Linked DNA regions of Homo sapiens: region 2 is linked to region 1. A link is a loop called in an ENCODE intact Hi-C map of the cell type or tissue named here. Cell type or tissue: gastrocnemius medialis. All regions are shown on one strand. Each heading gives the region's core, and the rest is flanking DNA. Links, peaks and the distances in the headings are about the cores only.

What was found. Peaks named below come from ENCODE experiments on the same cell type or tissue, not always from the same donor. Only the 100,000 strongest peaks of a DNase experiment are listed, where the experiment ranks them.
Region 2: a loop joins it to region 1, with 2.3 times the contacts of the local background. A loop is called at or near these places in 4 of 110 quality-filtered maps.

What each region holds. Positions count from the first base shown.
Region 1 is chr10:31,615,200-31,625,310 of GRCh38, reverse strand. It overlaps LOC105376484 (a long non-coding RNA gene), which reads left to right and starts at 4,338. Exons shown (of 3, transcript XR_930803.3): 1 at 4,338-4,531. It also overlaps the pseudogene GLUD1P5. RefSeq lists an enhancer at 8,015-8,144. In gastrocnemius medialis, for the core only: CTCF peaks have their summits at 2,074 and 4,818 (motif pointing right); DNase peaks (open chromatin) are centred at 1,655, 2,070, 4,439 and 4,900; H3K27ac peaks cover 5,274 bases.
Region 2 is chr10:31,672,307-31,682,417 of GRCh38, reverse strand. No RefSeq gene overlaps it. Among named protein-coding and RNA genes, the nearest start is that of MACORIS, 30 kb to the left of the region's middle. RefSeq lists an enhancer at 4,508-5,059. In gastrocnemius medialis, for the core only: no CTCF peak of the experiment used is centred there; DNase peaks (open chromatin) are centred at 4,019 and 4,477; H3K4me3 peaks cover 1,180 bases; H3K27ac peaks cover 1,869 bases.

The sequences.
Region 1 (10,111 bases), core at 1,016-9,015:
CACACCTTCATTTTTCCTACTTTCTTCCTTAACTTTCTCAGCTTCTATCAGCTGTAACATTAATTTTAAATCTTCAAGATTTGTAACCTTGACACTTTGTTCTGTGACTATAAATCTCCCTCACTTTGTCTATATGCTGATTATAAAGCTATAAAGCAAAAAATGGCATTTGCAAGGTTACAGTGATATAAATGTCATCTGCTGATGAACCCCCCAAAAGTATGACTATGTTCATAGGAAAAAAAATGTTATCTTATTTCACTAAACTGGGCCACTTGGAGGAAACTTTGTAATCCTCACGGCCAAATGGATTCTTTTTAAAATTAAAATCAAGTGCTCAATATTGGGCCACTTTTAATTCTGCTTCATGTTTGTACTCTGATGTTGTACAGCTACTTATGTTCCCTGGAGTTTCTAGCTGTTCTACTTTTGTTGCTGTTGTTGACAGAAGAAACATATGCTCTCATCTGATCAGAAATTTCTAGGTTCCTAATAATAGAATTGCATAATGAAACCCACTTGCATTTAAAGACATACATGGTGAGTCTTTTGGTACTTCTCATTTTAGTTTTGAACTATTGTTTTCTAGACCTGCTGCAGAGTTTCCAGCTAAGATTTATTTCCATTGCATTTCTTGGTTAATTTCACTTTTTGCTGGATCATAGATATTCCTCTTTCTTGGATTCCTGTTTTGCTGTGATGGAATACATCATCAGATACTTTTTTTTATTCTTCAAAAAGGTTATGGAAGACAAATTTTCTGATTTCTTCCTACCTGAAACTGACTTTATTTTTCTCTCCTATTTGATAGTTTGGCTGGGTATAGCTTTTCAGGTTTGGATTATTTCTTTCCTAGAACTGTAAGTGAATGTCTCTGTTGTCTTCTGGCTAGTGTTGTCACTTATAAATTTCATATCCATCTTTGTGACAGTTCTTCCTAGTAGGCTACCCACCATCCCATCTTTCCTTTTTCCTTCTTAACAAATGCCGATTTTGTTCAAGTACCAACACCACTGTTTAGAAAAAGGAAGGTCTCCTTCCTAGCCCTAGACAGGGATTCATAAATCATTTCACTGTAAATCCATTCTTCTCATCTGTGATTGATTTAGGAATATGCTTTTGGACATTTCTGCTTGAGGATGTGATGATTCTAAATCATTGCAGCCATCTTGTGACCATGAGAAGAAGGGCAAAATGTTAGACGTAGCAGAGAAACTAAAAGAATCTAGGTTATTGAAGATATAACTAAGTTGAATTAAATAGGCCTTAAAAATAGTTTATGCTGTAAAATTTTTATTTGTGGATAGATCTTAGATGGTCTTACTTTGAGGATTACTTTGCCTCTTGAAGAGGTTATTTTTATTATGATTCATAACTCTTATTTTGAATCTTTGGCACCTGAACTTGGCTGATCTTTATGCTAAAATAATTCAGGCCAAATGTTTCTCTGATTTCATTTTCATGGAGGGATAAGAAACTACAAAAAAAAAAAATGCCTCTCTACAATAAATCTGATAGACTTGCAGAACCGAAAAGGCTGTCAAGAGTTAATTTAGTCTATTGCCTTGACTCTGAGCAGGCCTGATGAGAAACTACCCCATAAAATTGCTTCATATGCTTTTCATAGACACAGAAATGTCATCACCTCCCTTGCTGTGGTGCATTCCAGCATATCGATGCCAAAGAGGGAGGCCACAGCGTCAGAGATTTATCCTGAAATAAATGTGGTGGAGTTTGTCCTAATAGGACCAGTTTTCACTAGTGAGTGGAGGCATTTCTTGCTTCAAGAAAATCAACTAATGTGGAAATTTATAAAATAGAAAGATACAAGGAAGCAAGAGTCTGAACTGCAGAATGACTTTGTTTTACAAGTTTTCCTAGAGTTTTCGACACAGAGCTTACCTAATGAATTAGAACCACAACTTAATTAAATCCAAAAAACTACTTATCTAATGGAAAATTCGTTTTAAGCAACAGTGCTATCACTGTTACAAAACCTCTTTATATGCAGCGGCTATGGGGGAGCCTTGACTTAGGGAGTGGCATTTGCCTTAAGTCTACACAAGGACTTTCCTGAGATGAGGACATGCTCAGATATCCTAATTCCTTCCACATGGAGGCTACGGCCATCTGCGGTTGTAAACCACGATTCTTTGGCATGCAAATCCCAGATGGTGCTTTGAATTTAAGGACCATATTGCATCCAGATTTCTATCACATGTGGTTTAATTTTTGTTCTTATTGTTACTCAACACACGGAGAAAAAAGTAGATAAATACATAACTAAAAGAAAAAAAGTCACTCAGAACCCCAAGACTGTTAATATTTTGGTATTTGTCCTTCCAGATGTTTTCTAGGCATATTCATTTGAATGTGGATGTTTATTTTTTCTTGCAAAAATGGGATTGTACACTATCCTTCGTGTCCGTGCTGTGCATGGCATGGCTCAGGGGTGACCTGGACATACGTATCTCTCTGACCAGGCTCATGGTCCTAATGCCATGGTTAGCTGCCATTCACCATCGTTAAGGGAAGGGCAAGGAGGCCATGGGACCCCAGAGTGAGCAGGTACTGCTCACCGAGGCTCTGCGCACATCATCTCTGCTTCTCACACCAACCCTTGGGGGTGATTCTTTTTTTGTTGTTGTTGTTCCCAGATGGAGTCTTGCTCTGTCACCCAGGCTGGAGTGCAGTGGCACAATCTCGGCTCACGGCAGCCTCCACCTCCTGGGTTCCAGCAGTTTTCCTGCCTCAGCCTCTCGGGTAGCTGGGATTACAGGCTCATGCCACCAGGCCTGGCTAATTTTTGTATTTTTAGTAGAGACGGGGTTTTACCATGTTGGCCAGGTTGGTCTCGAACTCCTGACCTCAGGTGATCTGCCTGCCTCGGCCTCCCAAAAAGGAGTGATTCTTTACTCTCACTTTGCAGATGAGGAAACTGAGACTGAGGCTGAGACAGAATTTAAACTCCCATTGATTTGGCTCCAAAGGCAGTGTTTTCTATGGCGCCACAGCTAGTCTCCAGCTAGTCAGCTGAAATGACTTCCAGACCAGAGGCATCTGAGGTGGAGACATCAGGGAAAGGAACATGCTGCTCACAGGACAGAGATGCTGGAGTTTTGCTCTTTAGTTCAGCTAAATCCGAGTTCTTGTCTGACGACCAGGAAAAAATTAAGCATGCGGACACATTGAAGGGTGAGGAGGGCAGAATTTATGAAGCAAAAGAAAAGCTCTCAGCAAAGAGAGGGGGTCTTGCAAGCAGGTTTCCAGCTCCCAAATTGAATACCAGGGCCCCCCAACATGAGCTGAAGAGGCCAGGCTCCTCCCCCTGCATAAGGTGACAATTCCTGGTGACTCCACCCCATTACCCCAGCACATGTGGGCCTCCAGTCTGCTGTGGGTGGACCCAGGCAGGCCCCTTGTGCAGGTTCCCTTACCTGCACAAAACTTCTGGTGTAAACACTTTTGGGGCAGGTCAGAGATTCTCTGGGGACCCTTCTCTATTTGCCTAGGCCTTTGTCTGCCCCCTGCCTCTACCAAGAGGAGCTGGAGATGGGGAGGGCCTATACTTACCTGCAAGGTACCTGGAGGAGGTGTCCAGGGCTGCTTTCTGTAATGTCAGGAGGCAGACACCAATGGCCAGGTTTTAAGCCTCGGTGGGAGAGGAAGGGCCTTCAGTAGATGAGTCAGGGGGCAGAATGGGTTCCCTTGTGCAGGGCTGGGCTGGGGAAAGCCTAATGAAGGGTGGTTTTTGCCCTCTAGCTTGCCCAGTCCCTGTAGCTGTCTCAGGAGTCCCAGCCCCACGGCAAGACTCTATCCTAGAGCACAGGTTTCCTTCCCGTCACATCACAACTCCCACAGCCCAGAAGTGGATGTCTCCAAGTATGTTCTCTGCTAGAGCTAACTAAATAAATGCATTCATATTGTTGGTTTTGGAGATTATTGGTTCAAGGGGTTTCTCCCAAATATTTGCATTTCAACAGCCTTGTTGATACTGGGTGCTGAAAATACAAAGATTAAGCCTCCTTCTCTTAAGCTCGTTAGAGTGGAAAAACAGACATTTCAATGAATGAGTGAGACACAAGGGGTTATGGTAAGATGTATGTGCAAAGGGTTCTGCTAGGTTTTTTTTTGCCCACGGAGAGAAGTGGATGAGTATAGGCCCTGAAGGAGATGTTCAAATGGGTATTTGAGGGATGAGTAAGAGATGTATACCAGGCTGAGGGGTCACTGGCAGGGAAGGCAGCATAATTGATGCCTGGAAACAATGATGGTCATTCTGCTCTGGCTAAAGTAGGCAGAGGCCAGGGGATTGGCCTAGTAGGACATCATAAGACATTTGGGCTGTTTCCTGTGGAAAGCTGGCGCCAAGAGATTTGAAATTGTTTGAAGCAGGGGAGAGGCCTAATCTGATTTGTGTGTTGGAAAGGTATTTCTGGTAACAGTGCGGAGGCTGGATGAGTCACTTGGAGAAAAGAAGACCACATTCCAGAGGGTTCCATGATGTGGACACTTTCAGCAGGTGGTGAGGGTGAGTTTGGGTCAAAGAGGCCTCTTCCCAGGATTCCAAGAAAGACTAGCTCTGGCCTTGGGGAAAGGAAGACAGCTGTAAGGAAATGCAGGACGTGGTGTCTGATCCTTGGAGAGGTTAGAGGGGGCAGTTTCACTCCACCACGCCAGCCCTTTGGTCCTCGGAGTCTCCCATTGGCACCCAAGGCTGGGGGTGACAGGTGGTTGGGGGGGGTACCGCCTTCACAGCTGCCTTAAAGAAACCTGTTATTCATGATCTCAGTAAATCCTGGGACTGGCCGGTGGGGGGCGTTGGCCTTTCCTGTGTTTGCTTCATAGGGGCCGTCAAGCTTTGCATGACTCTTCCACTTCCCGAGGTGGGGAATACCGCAGGAAACAGGCGCTGGGGTGATTTGGGGCCAGGAGGGGGTGTTTAGCCCGGAGAGAAAGCTGATCCCAGGCTTTGGGGAATCTTCCAGGGGTTGAGAGCCAGCTGGGGCGGGGCATGACTACTGAACATCTCTTGGGCCAAATAACTGGTTTTAAAATGCAGTTAAAGAGACAGGGGCATGTCCTGGTTAAGGACAGGGACTTTGCAGCCAGACTGGGAGTTCAAATCCTGGCCCTGCTGCTTCCTTGCTGTGTGCCTTAGGGAAGCCACTTTATTTCTCTGTGCCTTGGTCTTCTCATCTGTAACATGGGGGCAATCAGGATACCCACTTTGTAGGTTTGTTGCGAGGATTAAATGAGTTCATGCATCTGCAGCATTTAGTGCCGTGACAGCATCTGCCTCACTGCAGATGGGGGTGGCCTGAGCTCTCAGGAAGTCAATCCACCCAGGCACACCCTGGCCAGAGGCTCTTCCTTCCCTCCTCCAGTGTAGGCGGTAGCTGCACCCAGGAGGCCATCCTTCTCTCCCCCCAGTTCCTGCAGATGTCAGGACAAACAGGTGCCCAGACACACCCAATTAGAGTGCAAGGGGCGGCCCCCGCCCAGAGCCCTCACTGCCCAGACCATCCAACTGGACCCGAACCCCACCCCCACCAGATCAGCCCTAGCCTGGGACTTCAAAGTGGTTTATTTTGTTCCTTTTCCATTTGGATTCCAGGAATAGTTAATGGCGTGTGTTAGAGCAAAACAGCCATAACTTGCAGGCAGCGTTTCTCTCCAGATTAAACAGGTGCATAATCCCTCTTTAGCCAAGCTAAAGAGGCCGCAGCAGCTGGGGGCTCCCCATCTCTGTGGGCCCTTGCAGGGGCACTTTCCTCCTGTCTCTGATGCTCCCCAAATGTTCCTCTGTGCGGGGCCTCCCTGGCACCCCCAGTTGTCCTGGGCCACTGCAAACACCGTACTCCCTTACCACACTGAGCAAACCCACTTTGGTTGTGAGAGCCTGAGGTTAAAATAAAAAGTATTTCCCTGTTGGTATTGCTTTGGCTGCATGCACATGATTTCATGGGGGAATGTGTTAAGCCCAGTGGAAGCCGGGCCGGGACAGGTGCGTGGAGCCATCTAGGTGAGCTCTCCCTCTTCTCCCTCCCCTCCGAGGTGGCTCCCGGGTTAGGGAATGTTCCTGCATCTCCACAGGGACCATCTGGCGGAAAACCAGCCCAGCCCCACCCATGAGGGGCAAGGGTGAGACCTTGAAAGCCTTCTGCCCTGGTGTGGGCCGGGCGGCTCTCCTGGCCTGAGTTCTTTGCCAGCCTCTCTCTTCTGAAAGTTTCACAATCATGCTCTAATGGAAACAGCATGGTCAGAGAGGCTGGTGGCCCCTGAGATTGTGGCCGCGCAGTGATGGATGGGCCTGAGGACGGAGCGGTGGCCCACCTCCTGCTTGGCTCCAAAACGGAGCTGTTAGCACAGCCTGACTCAGATCATTTATCTCCAAGTCCCAGGGGATTTTTAAACAGCTGTGGAGTCGACCTTTTCCAGAGGGATCATGGTTCTGGCTTGTGGTAAGAAAAACACATACTGTCTGAACCCCAAAACCCAGGCCTGGATTCCTGGAGCTTTATTTCAGCATGGGGATGCTCCCATGCTGAACCTCCTCCCCAGTGTCTGGGCCATTCAAGCCGGCGCGGGGCTCAAACTCGGGACACATGGAGGTAGAAGGCATTTTTCTCTTTCCCTCCTCCCCACTGCCTCGTTTCTGTTAATCACCCAGGGGAGCAGGGCTTGGCAGCAACACATGGGCCTATCCACACCATCCCGCTGGCCAGGCAGCATCTTTCCACAGATGCAAAATCATTTTCTGTTCTTTCCCAGCTCTGCCCATGTCCCATGTCCCTATCTTGCCTCCCGCTTCCTCCCCTGCCTTATTTTCTGCTCTCCTTCCCAGGAGGTCTTGTTCCTGGGATGGCAGGAGTCCATCTGGGGTAGGTGCCCAGTCCCTGGTGCTGGCCTGAAGAAGACAAGTGCAGAGTGCACCGGCTGTGAGAGCAGCCCCTGCGCCTGTCCCTCTGCAGCAAGCATGGGCACATGGCGGCCTCCTCCTTGGTGTCCTTCTGTGACCTGCTGGAAGCCCAGCATGACCCTCGAGCACCTCATGGAGAGAGTTGGGGGGAGGAGAGGCTGGGTAGGAGCAGGGACAGGGCCTGGCCCTGCAGGAAGGGTGGGAGGTGGGCCTTGCTCACTCCGACTGGGAGGCCCTGGGTTCCCAGAGAAACCTGAGTGGGGCCAGGATGGACACAAAGTTCATAGTGAGGGAGACACAGACACAGGTGCCAATAGATGGCAACAAAGCAAAGACAGAGGAGGAGAGAGTCCAAGTACATGAACATCAGCACATCAGAAGGTGATCATCAGTGAGCCACAATGGCCAGAGAGGAACTGAGAGGGAAGTGGGAGAGTGGAGACACAGGGATAGGGGTGCAAGCCGCAGAGAGGCTGAGTGGGAGGGAGGAAGAGGGCGGAGGCTCCAGGGCCCCACACCCCCTGCCCAGCACCCCAGAGCCAACCTCACCACTGCCTGATGGGTCTGGACTCTGGGGAGGGACCTGGAGGCTAGGACCCCCCCAACACACACACACACACACACAAACACACACACACACACAAACACACACACACACACACACACACACACACACACACCCGTCCACACACCAACTTCCAGAAATGCCAGCCCAAGTTGGAGCCAAGGGAACAATGCTTTCCCCATCCACCCTGCCCACCTCAGGGCCCACCTGCAGAGAGGGGCCTCTTGGAGCTGGTGTGGGGGCCTCCCAAGCAGTTGTGTCCAAGTGAGTGGGAAGATTCTAGAGTTCATTAGATTCAGCTAAGGGCTCCCAGCATGCAGACATTGGCCTTCAGAAGATTCCCTGCTCTTCCTGCCTGGTCTGGATCCAGGTGGAGGGCACAGGGGCCTCTGGTGGACAGAGGACCTCAGGAAATCAGGACTAGCCTGGGGTGGTCCCAGCTGTGTCTGTGAAACTGGAGTGGTTTACCCCAGTAGGAGTTATGGAACCCAGTTGGGTATTCACTTCTGCATTGGTCTCTGAGCTGCCGCTACAGGGAGAAAATTTCAGTATTTCAATCTTGGGACTGTCAGGCCAGGTGTGATCTCCGAGGACAGCATAAGCAGGCTTCTTGGGGACATACTGCTCCTTGCTGGGACTTCCCTGGTCACCTCCTCAACTGAGTGACACCCCTGGTGAGGCCCAGCTGCTCCCCTCCCCTCAGCCTCCACCTCCATTCTTTCTCTGCCCCTCCCTTGTTCCATGTCCCTATGTCCCCTCCCTCTTCCTCCCTGCCTGTTTTTCTGTATCTCTTCCCTGGGATGCCTTGCTAATGGGAGGGCAGGATTGGGATCTGGGGTAGGTGCCCAGCCCTCAGTGCTGGTCTGAAGGAGACAAGTACCGAGCCCACAGGGTGTGGATGTGCAAAGAGAGGACCCAGAACTTAGCTCCTTGCACATTTACACAAACACATACACAAACACACTTACAGTCACTGTGCAATCATAACCACATTACAGAACATTTAGAAAAAAAGAGGAAAAAGTCTCCCCATTCCACCTAATAGAGCTGCTGCAACTATTTCCCTTTTCATATACAAATGCAATTTTAAACACAGTAGTAGTTTTATTCTCTATAAAATTGTGTGCCTTGTTTGTCTTAGTATGAAAATAAGATTTCATAAGAATTTTAGATGTGGTTGTATAGTCTTAACAATTATCATTTAAAATGAGAAATTGATATTCTAGGAAATCAATGTATCCTAGATAAGAGTCCCCCATTTTGTTTTGGACATTTGGGTGATTGCTGTTTTGTTGTTGCTGTTGTTGTTTTGCTGGCCCACAGAGTACTGCAATGGAGCTTCTATCGTATTTCAAATTTGTCTCTGGGACAGATGAACTACAAGTTTCTTGAGTCCTAACATGAGGCCAATGGGGGCCTCCATCTTCCAGCCCTCTGCCATCAGCCACAAGGGAAAGTGGTCCAGAGAGTGTGGGTGGAGCAGTGTCAATCCACCCCAATGCTGGGTCAGCTCAGCCCCTTCCTAGATGAAGGATGCTGCAGTCATTATGTTGTTGTAGCTTCTAAGTCATTGGGTTAACCGCTGAAGTAAAGCAAGTAATAGGCACACCATTCTCAGTTAGCTGAGCTTTGGTGATGTGGCCTCAGCTGGGGCTACTGAGATGGGTTTTAGGGGACATTTGTGGAGCTTTTTCAGTTATTTATGTTCTATTTTAGATTCCAGGGTACATGTTACATGGGTATACTGTGCAATACTGAGGTTTGAGCTTCTAATGATCTTGTTGCTCAAGAAGTCAACATAGTACCTGACAAGTATATTTTCAACCCTTGTCCCTCTCCTTCCATCCAGGGCTTCTGAAATGCATCAGGTGCCTCTCCAGGTGAACCACCTGCCTACCTTTCCCCCAGTTCTTAAACAGGAAGCAAAATTACAATGACAAAGGTACAAGCACAACATCTAACCCTTCCTTGAGTCTCACATTTTGTATGGCTCCTGTGCTTACGCAAGTTAATAAATGTGTATGCCTTTTTCCCTGTTAATCTGCCTATTGTCAGTTTAGTTCAGTAAACTTGAATCTTCAGGGGGGGAGGTGGCAAGAATTTATTACTCCTCGTTTGCCTGATAATCTAGGATCCCACATAAATATTCTGAAAACAATACCCCAAACTATGGTGCTTTGGGCTACTGAGCACTTTGAACTGAAGGAAATCAAAAGGCCTTAGACTTCAAGCCTCAGAACAAAGGATCTTTTAACCTTCCTCCCCTAAGCACACGGAGGGACTCTCTCTCTCTGGAAGTTCCCTTATCTGACTGAGAAAAATCTTCTTCCAAAAGAAATACAACTGTCTTAAGATTCCCTCCCTAGAAATCTTATCAAATAACCAGGAAAGAGTGACCACAAGAGAAAAGACCTGAAGTCATCACACCCAGATAGATATGTCATCTGTTCTTCTGAGGAAAACTCCTGGGAGACTTTATCTGCATAATAAGACAACCTCTGTTCACAGTGCAGTTCTGCCCCTTACCTTCCCACTACCTCCCCAGAGCTCAGAGGAACACTGTCCCAGGCCATTGTCTGTTCTTTGGGCTCATTCAATTCCCTTACAAATCATTTACTATTTCT
Region 2 (10,111 bases), core at 756-8,755, 57 kb before region 1:
AGAATAAGGTAAGTCAAAATACTATAAAGCTCACTGTTCTTACTGAGATTCTGCCAACTTTTTTTTCAATAAATGCTCCCAGGTTGCTGCAAGATTTTGTTTAATTTTCTGAGTTCTGAAAACATTGATTATGACCATTTTTGTCAGTGTTCACCTTGCTTTTAGGGAAGAGATAATTTTTAGAGGTCTTTATTAAACCACTCCCTCTGATATCACTCTTAAAATGATGTTTGAGGCTGGAAATCAACATAAACCAAGCTGACTGAGTGGGAACATAACCAGAGTATTTAATGGATGTGCAACTTTTGGAAGAAGTACAATTTTGGCTGGATCATAGGGGCTGTATAGAGACCCCATGTGGGAATAAGGTAGGGTGGCAAGATTGAAGCCACATTCAAACTGACGTTCAAAATGTTTGAAGACAGAAATCAACATGGGGAAGACAATGTTTTAGGAATATTAATCTTGCAGTGTGTCCAGGAGGTGGGTGAGAGTAGAGGCAAGAAAAACAGTTACTTTAGTCAGAAGGGGAACATTGTGTACCTGGAACAAGCAATAAGAATAGGTTGGGTGTGAAAGCATCCCAAAGGAAGCTTCTTTAGGACAGTCAATTACTGGTTACTGGGGAGGGCTTCAAAGTATGGTTGTTGTATACATAATTATTTTCTGTAGCTGCTAACAGTGGGGATGCTTCCCTGCCAAGTTTTCTTCCTGCCTGCTCAGAAGTTACGTATCTTCCAATGGGGTCCTTTTGGCCTCATCCTTTTGTACTGTCTGCATCTATAAATGGTCCTCCTAGTGAAGTACCATGAGGTGTTTGGCCATCAATCCTATCAGTAGTGCTGCTTATTGGTGGTGAAGCATAGCTGGTGTTCACAAAGCTTCATGGAATCACATATGAAGTTTTTGACTCATAGGAGCCCTATTTTAGGAACATCAATAGGTTTGCCATCCATTTGCTGCTGGTGGTGAGAGAACCCTGCACAGAGAAGGAGAAGGGCTGGGCGCTTTCCTTCTGGGATGTCACTGATATTCAGAATGTCCCCTCCAGGTACACTGGCCCAAAGGTAAAGATGTGGGGAGGATAGCTCATCAGACACAGCAGGTTCCGGGGTTCCACTGTGCTTTATGTCTCCCAAATGGTATATCCAAATTCTTTCTGTATCTCCAAACATTCAGGTCTTTTCAGACAACCAGAGACATGTCTCAAGTTCTAGGTCATATCAGACACAGTTTCCCAAAGTACAGTAGTCCCCCACCTGCCGCCCTCCATCTGTGGTGATACATTTGAAGACCCCTAGTGGATGCCTGAAACCACAGATAGTAAGAAACCTGATTGCTGTTCATTGCAATATGGCTCTGTTCACGTGTTCCACCCACAAATCTAATGCCCTTTTCATCTTAATTAAGCATTTATCATGAACTGTGGCTGTAACTTTGGCAGACTGAGGTGAGACAGCATAACTAGTCCAAATTACCTTTTCCTTCTTTACAATTTTACAGATAGATTATTTTTACTGTAGATCATAGAAACATCAGCATATAATTGTTTTCTTTCCTCCTTAAGTTGAGAACTTTCACCTTTTCACTTAAAAGAAGCACATTATAGCTTCTCTTTGGCATATCCATATTGCCAGCATCACTACTCCTGTGCTTTGGGGCCATTATTAAGTAAAATTAGGGTTACTTGGACACAAGCACTGGGTGGTGTAGACAGTGTGGAGATGCCAGACAAATGGAGGATTCACGTCCCAGGAAGGCCAGGAGTGGGACAGTGTGGGTGAGATGTCATTGTGCTACTCGGAAGTGTGCAATTTAAAATGCATGAATTGTTTACTTTTGGACTTTTCCATTTAATATTTTCAGACCATGGTTGGCAATGGGTAACTGAAACCAAGGAAAGAAAAGTGTGGATAACCGAGACTACTGTATAGTCCACGGAACTCCAGCCCCATAAGCGTCTCTCACAAAGAAGTCTAACATGCCAGAAAAGGCTTCATTCTCTGTTTTCTTTAGGAAGGGTCACAGTGCATGTTACCATGTTCAAAGCTCTCAGAAGTTCTGTGAATAACTAAACTTCTAGTCTATTTAACTTATTATTTCCTAGTTTCACTGACCACAGAACCCTTTTTCCTATGGCCACCCCACTTTGAAGTGAGGCCTTTGATAAGCGTCACTTAATCATTCATTTACCCTCTTCCCTCTGGTCATACACAATATGCATCAATGTTCCAAGGGCTTCAATAAGTGCCAGACCCTTGGAAAAATGAGGAATCAATTAAGCACATGGCGAGTCACCCAGACAGCCCAGATGTCACAACCCTGCCGTGCTGAATTGCCCCAAAAGATCCTGAATGGCTACAGCTTCCTAGAAACTTGGAAGACTCCCTCTGCTATTTTTTTTCTCAATGGAGTGGGGTTTCTTCAATGTAAAATAGGGTAACTGGTAACAGCACTAACCTCATAGATGCTACATCATACGACTGTGGCGAGGTTATTTACTTGATATGAGTTCATGTATGCGAAGTGCTCAGAACAGTTCCTGGCACATAGTGAGCTTTATTGTGTTAGCAAGTCTTGCCCTGAATACGTTCCTTAATGACCTATGTTGCATTCATTATCATCAGGTTGCTATTATAATGTTATCATGATCTATTATTCTGGCTTTTTAAAAAAAATAAATGGTCAAGAGTGAAGCTTAAGTCTAAAATAGCAGGGCATGATTGCAGGATGCATGCAAACAGTCTCTGTGTCTGTCTGTCTCTCTTTCAGTCTGTCTCTGTCTCTGTCTCTGTGTCTGTCTCTATTTCTCTTTCTCTCACCTACGCACATACACGCCACTCTCTCCCTCTGAATTAATCAATTGCCATTGATCTGTCTCAGGCCTGGGGTCCCAGTTACAGCCCCCCTGAGGTATGGACTCAAAAGATGAGAGAAAGAAAGAAAAGAGGCTTTCTTTGGGGAAGAAAGATGGGAGCTAAGAGGGGAGTAAGGCCTGCAAATATCCAGGATCATTGTTCAGAATATGTCTCGACAGTTTTATAGAAACAACCCAGACAGCTCTGGGGCCGGCAATTTCCACCAAGGGAAAGAAGAAGCCCTTGATCTCCATAAATCTCCCCGAGAGTAAGGTGTGTGCATCGCACGCGATAGAAAAATACTGTCACACACGATAGAGGGAGAAAAGATGCAAGCCAATGGAAGTGACATTTTTCCCTGGAGGTAAATGTTAGCTGGGAGGGTGACTGTTCCCCGCCTCTAAGAAAAGGAAATAGCAGGTTTACATGTGCCTGCATCCCCCAGCGCTCCCCACCTCTTCAACTCCTCATTTCCGCCTGCAAGAAAGGAGAGGATTGCTTTCCTCTTTAGAAACAGCCATTGGAAACTAGGGAAATAGCAAATTGGGCATTATGCCCATCATTTCCAAGAAAATCAGCAGGCGCTGGAGAACCCAGTCTTTCCTCCCAGGCCTACTTTTCTGGAGGAATGGGGAAAGAAGGGAAGCCAAGGAGACCAGGCTGACATTTCCAAACAGAAAGGGCATGTCCCTGGCCCTTAGGGAGCGAGAACTGGGACGCCAAGGGGCCACGTTGGGAACCAGGTTGCACAGTGACACGACATTGCATGTGTGCACTCAGAAAGACGACACACTCACCACGCTGTAATGACTAATAAAAACAACCCGTCAGAAATATGTCTCCACTTTCCTTTGCGCCAGGTAATGAATTAAAGATGACAAGGGAAAAACAAACTTCAGTGGCGTGCCTTCTTTCTAAGCATTAGAAAAGCTTCAGTCAAATTGTGCTGCACTGGAAATTCCTCTTCCCAATCAAGCCTGCAACTCTAAAGTGGATCAGAACCTTCCAGGGCTCAGACCCAACTCACAAACATGTGCCCACCTGGGCCTGGGGTCTGGCAACCCTCGTCACCGTGCCCCAGACAGAACGCCAGGTTTGACCCCTTGTAAGCAGTCTGACAGCTCACGAATGGAAAAGGGACAGGTCTAATTTAAAATGTGTTACCGCCCCTGTGCCCAGGCTGGGAGGGACAGAGAACTGAAGGGTGGGCACTGGGCCAGGGAGGCTCGGGAAATGATATGCTGCCTGCCAGGTAGCAGGCTCGGCTCAGCGTTTCCCAGGAGCTTGTTGTGCTGGCTTTATTTACAGCCTGAATATTGGGTGTGGTGCCGAGTTCCCTTTGAAGATGGCTGTGTCCGTCAGATCAGTATCCGAGGTCTGGAACTGCAGATTGGGGGTGAGGATGAGCGCTCTCCACCAACCCCTAGATTTGCTGTGTCACTGAGGAGGGCTTGGAGCGGACCCTTATCCCCACTCAGCTTCTACCTCGGCCTCCAGCAGAGCTGTCTGGTTTGTATGCCCCACCCTGACTTGTTTGTCATGCAGTTGTGTTTGAAGAAATCGTCCTCCGTTGAGGATGCTGTTGGCCTGCTCACTGCTGGCTGCCTGCTGGGATTTCACAGTCCTTGCCCCTCCTCCAGCCAGACCTGTGACTTTGCTATGCCGGGCTCTGGTCACAGTGGCCACCTCTCCGGTCAGGGTGTATACCTTCAATTTGTTCTGGAAAAAGTCCCCATAGGCACCCTGGGCATGTGTGGGAAACCCAAGAATGCCAGGGTATGTCTCAGAGCTCAGCTCAGCCATTGCTCCCATTCAGGGAGACTTGTGGAGGCCCTTTCTTTGTGTCCAGTGGAAGATACCAAAGGCCTGTGTGAGGAAGGGGGTCACCCAGCCGGGACAAACCATTTCATCGCATCTTTCCTGAGGGGTTAGACCAGGCAGGACAAAGCCGTGGGTCTCGAGCACATTCCTTGTCCTGCGCATTCTAACCACAGAGGCCTCAGCAAAGACAGGGTCTGAGACTCTCTTCAATGAGCTCCTGCAGAGCTATTATCTGTGGGCTGACGGCTCCTGAGCACTTGGCCTGTGTAATTGTCTGAGGCAGTGCCTGGGGTGGGGCGTCTGCTACAGAACCCAAACTGGGAACTGTGCAGACCACGGCCTCCACAGGCTAAAGTGGCTCCCACCTGCTCCAAGACCAAAGCCACAGTTGGTATCATTCCTTATAAATAGCACACATCCAGTCCAAATGCTAAATTAAATTAGACTTAAAATAGTGACACAGTCGACACCTGGTTCACTGCAAATGGTAACTAATAGCACCCACGTTAGTAAATACTCATTTTCTATGGCAGGGCTCCTTCTTTCCAAAGTTCTCCCACTTGACCTGAACCCAAAGCTGTTTTTTGTGTGTGTGTGTGTGTGTGTGTGCATGCATGTGTGTATTGGTGTATACTAAGGGGCAGGTCTTTGTGGAGAACTTTGACAAATATTGGCAATGAGTCGCCCTCCCCATCTGATGCATGTGTGAATGAAAGTGCTCTCCACTGAAAAGATAGAGCAGCAGGAAAGCTAACTTCTAGTTCCTCCTTGCTTCCACCCCTCAGTCCAGTTTTCATTTGTCCCTTTCTCTTGGTGTTCACAGGGGCAACTTGCTCTAATTCCTGACCCCATCACTAGAACCAGAAGTCCCAACACTCAGGTCTTGATTTCAGCCCAACCTGCTTCAGCCTCAGACTGTGGCTGAAAACATTCTCCTCATTTTGCTGTGTGAGGACCCTCAGCCACAGCTGGATAGCAGAGTCTGAGTATGTGAGCATATGTGTTTGGGTTTTCAACAGACATTGATTAAGTATTGACTAAGTGTCAGACAGTGTATTCTGTGTTGGGGAGACAAGGGGCACAGCCATGGTTCCTGCTCTTGGGGCATCATCCTTCAACAGAAGAGGTGAAGGTCATCCTTTTTTATTTATTTGTTAGTTTATTCATTCACCCACTTACTTAAGATTTATTAAGGGCCTTTCATGTGCCAGAGACTATACAAAGACACTACAAATCCAAAATTAAATGACAGTCACTACCCCACTGAAGCTTGCGGCCCATGGGCAGCATTTGATAAACCAATGCACACAGCACAGAGTATGCCACATATCATAGCTGTAATATGCGTGGTTTACAGTAGAAAATCCGAGGAGGGTCATCTACAGCAGAGAGCTTCACTTCAGTTTTCTGGAGATGTTGCTGGAGTTGAGTTTTCAAGAGCACTGTGGTAGATTAAAGATGGTACCAGAGTGTTTGCTTTCCCCACTCACTGAAACCTAGCTTAACTCTTCTGCCCTTGAATCTAGGTTGGGCTTAGTAACCTTCTTAATTGGTAGAGAGTTCAAGAACTATTTTTCTAGAACTACCAAGGCTAGGTAAGAAGACTTGCAGCATCTACTTCCTGGCTCTTGGAATCAGGACTATCCTGGAGAGGTGACATGTAGGTGCTCCAGTTGGCAGTCCTGGCTGGGCTTGGCCTTCTAGTCATTCCAAGGCAACAGACATGTGAAAGAAGTTATTTTGGACCCTCCACACCAGCCCACCTGCTAGCTGAATAACACCAAGTGACCTCTGTTTATACCATGAGGAAAAGAAGAATCACCCAGCTGAGCCCTGCCAAAATTTCTGATCTATAAAATATAATAAGTGTTAGGCTTTGAGACCTGCATAGTGGTGGGACAGACATACCCCTGTGATCATATTCATGCTAATGGGTGCAAGGAGGGTATGTAGTTTGTCCTCCTGGTTACAGGGCATAGCATAGCCTGCTGCTGGTCTCTGAAATCATTTACTCCTAGAGGAAGTTTCTCTTTAGCAAGATAAATCATCAGCCTTCCTCCTCCCACCACACACACACTTCCTAAATTACTGCTCCCCACTCCACAATTAGGCATTCTTGTGTTCACTGATTCATTCTTTGATTTGTTTAAAATATAATGATTTGATATATATTCATTACACTAGCAACACTTATTCACCACTTATCAGGCCCTGGGTTCAACACTTACATGAATTATGTCACTTAATCCTCATGACATCCCATGAGGTAGTTAGTACAGCTAGTTCTGCTATGGTACTCATTTTAAAAATGAAGATTTGTTCAATACAATTGACATACTAGGAAACAATTTAATCATATGCAAATGTTGCATTTGCTTATGTATAATTTTGTCTACACACACACAACTAAGTGATCACAGAAGATTGCATCCAGCTGAACAGAACTGGATAGGGATACAAAAAATGCACATATGTACATGCCTTAAACATCTATCAGCTGCCTCAGTTACCATGTACCCAGAGGTGCATTCATTCACATCCAATGTTACCTCTTTGCATCCAATTTTAGATTATCCTCCTTCCAGTACTTCATAATAACTCACAAGCTGCAACTTACCTGATGCCACTTCCACAAGCAAACTTTAGCTCTTGTTCAAGGTAAAGCACCATACTTATTTGCGGTAGTTATGTATTTAACCAGTTAACATGTGTAAAACAGTATGCTATGGACTGAATGTCTGTGTCCCTGCTGCCGACCCATAAAGTCATATGTTGAAACTTTAATCCCAAATGTGATGTATTTGGAGATGGGCTTTTGGGAGTTAATGGGGGCTTAGGTCATGAGGGTGGAGCTGTTATGAGGCGATGAGCATTCTTATAAGAAAAGACACAAGAGAGCTTGCTTCTTCTCCCTGCTCTCTGCAATATGAGGACACAACAAGAAGATGGCTTTCTGCAAACCAGGAACCAAATTGGCTGCAACTTAATCTTGGACTTCCCAGCCTCCAGAACTGTGAGAAATAAATGTCTGTTGTTTAAGCCCCCCAGTCTATGGTATTTTTGTTATACCAGCTCAAACTGACTAAAACACAAATACTACCATTTTTATTAGGTGCCTGTTATTTTATGTGTCACTAACCAAGGTTTTGGGTTTCATACCCTAACCCCATTTAGGAATGCATGTGTTACACTGTAGCAAAACTGACTGTAAAGTTATCTTCATTTTATAGATGAGGAAATTGGGACTTAGAAAAGGCTGGCTCAAGCTGGTAAGTGTGGGATCAAAGCTCAAATTTCTGGTTGAGAAACTAGAATCAGCCTAGCCCTGCTTCCCCTCACCCCGGCTCTGAACTACTGCACTGTATTGCTTCTCAGCATGCAGGCAGAAAGATAAAGTGGAGAAGGAACGGGGCCCTGAGCCACGAGAAAACTGATTCCTCAGTTCCTGAGCATTGAAACTCTGGCTTCCCTCTTACAGTCTCAGCCTCCTTTCCTCCCCAGACCCCTCAACTGGGTGCCCTGGCCCCAATGCCCACCTGGTAGAACACTCCTCTTCTGTGCCTCTGCCCTCTTCCCTGAGGCTCTGAGGCACGACTGCCTCTTACTCTCCTCTGTCTTCTCAGTCATGGCTCAGGGCCTGGCACCTGACTGAGCCTCCTAAATGTTTCTGGAGCTAGACTAACCAGAACAGGAGGCTTGGCTGCAGTAAGTGGGCAGAAGGAGCCAAGCTCCTAGGGCTAGCATGGAGGGAGGCCTAGGAGGGCTACCAGTAGCCTCTACAATACACTCAACAGCAAAGCAAACTGATAAATTCCAGGCACAATTATAGCCCCCCTCCCTAATATCTGATTAGAAACCAAGGAAGACAGAGTGCCCTGCAGCCTGAAGAGGACATCTCTGAAGCTTCCCAAAGGTGGAAGTAAACTCCTTGCTCCTCCCTGCCCATTTGTTCTTCTCCACCTTCCTCTAGTGGGTTGATCAGAACTCTGTGTATGCTTCATGGCTGGCCCAACATTTCCTTGGTCTACAGACCCCACCTCCCCAATGAAAACGTGCAATCTCTCTGTCTCTTTAGATCTCAGTGCCCGGTGGCTTTCTATGCTCCTTCAGTCATTAATCATGTGCATCTTTGTGATGAGGCCTAAGACATTGTCTAGCGGTATTTCTTAACTTCTCATGCACATGCACATCCTAACTTGAGAACAAATTGTGTATTGAGGTCGAAGGCAAGTGAGCCATTGGATTCAGAACACATGTTCCCATAGAAGCTGTGTTGCAAATGGAGGGTGGGCTCCTCAGCAGCTCATGAAAGTCTATTTAGCCCGCCATGTGACTGAACCAGACCACAGCAGAATCTTGGGTGCTGGAGGGGTGGGAGGACATGCAGGAGGGAGGGAAAGGTGGAAAAGAGTTGCTTCTTCCTGAGCATAAGACCAGCAGTCAGGAAAAAACAAAGAAATATAGAGTTTAATGTATGTGCCTCCATATCTCTTTCTGGAACCTTCTCCCATCTGCTACTCCCTCTTTCCTCAATGTCACACTCCCCTGGCCTCATGCCTGCTCCTGAGACACTCAGCAAAGAGGTTAATAGCAGAAGATTTGGAGTCCAACAGATCTAGGTTTAGTCCCAGTCTCAGGTCCAGTGTATGCATACAGTGTAATTCTTAGATCTCAGACTAGGAATTAAACTTCAGCCTCAGTTTCCTCATCCAGTGATGGTTTTCTTACCTTGTAGGGGTGAGGTAAGTAATGAGATAACTTGCATGGACCTAAACGCTTCCCCCGGGGGCTGTCTTAAAAGTTCAGTGACTGCTATTATTAGGTGATGAAGGACTCTGCAAGGACATCTATAGGCATCCTCTAATGTGGAGTTATTCAAGCTTCTTAAATCTGTCAGTTTGGAAAAATTCTCAGGATCTAGTTCTTGAAATACTGCTTTTTCTCAATTTTCTCGTCTGTCCATCTAGAACTTCAATTTCACCTTTTCAGATAATTTTACTGTTTGCCGTGTGTTTGCTAAACTTTTCCCCTCTCCTGTGCTGCTTTATTCTGGGTATTTTTTCTTTATCTCTCTTCAAGTCACTATACCTGCCTACTACTGTATATTATCAATGTTTGAACAAATCTGTTGAATTCTTAATTTCTGTCATTGCACTTTTTAGTTCAAGGAGTTCCATTTGATTATTTCTTATAGATTCCAATTCTCTGGTGAAATTCTTTGTCTTTCTTATTATTTCCTTGAACTGCTGATCATAGTTATTTAAAATTTCATGTCAATTAACTCTAATATCTAGAGCACCTCAGTTCGTTTCTATTTTCTATTTTATCTCTTTCTACCTCCTCCTTTTCCCCATTTTTGCCATCCCCTGCCGTGTCTGGTAATTTGCAAATTGAATGTTGGACATTGTGCATGAAAAATCATACAGACTTTG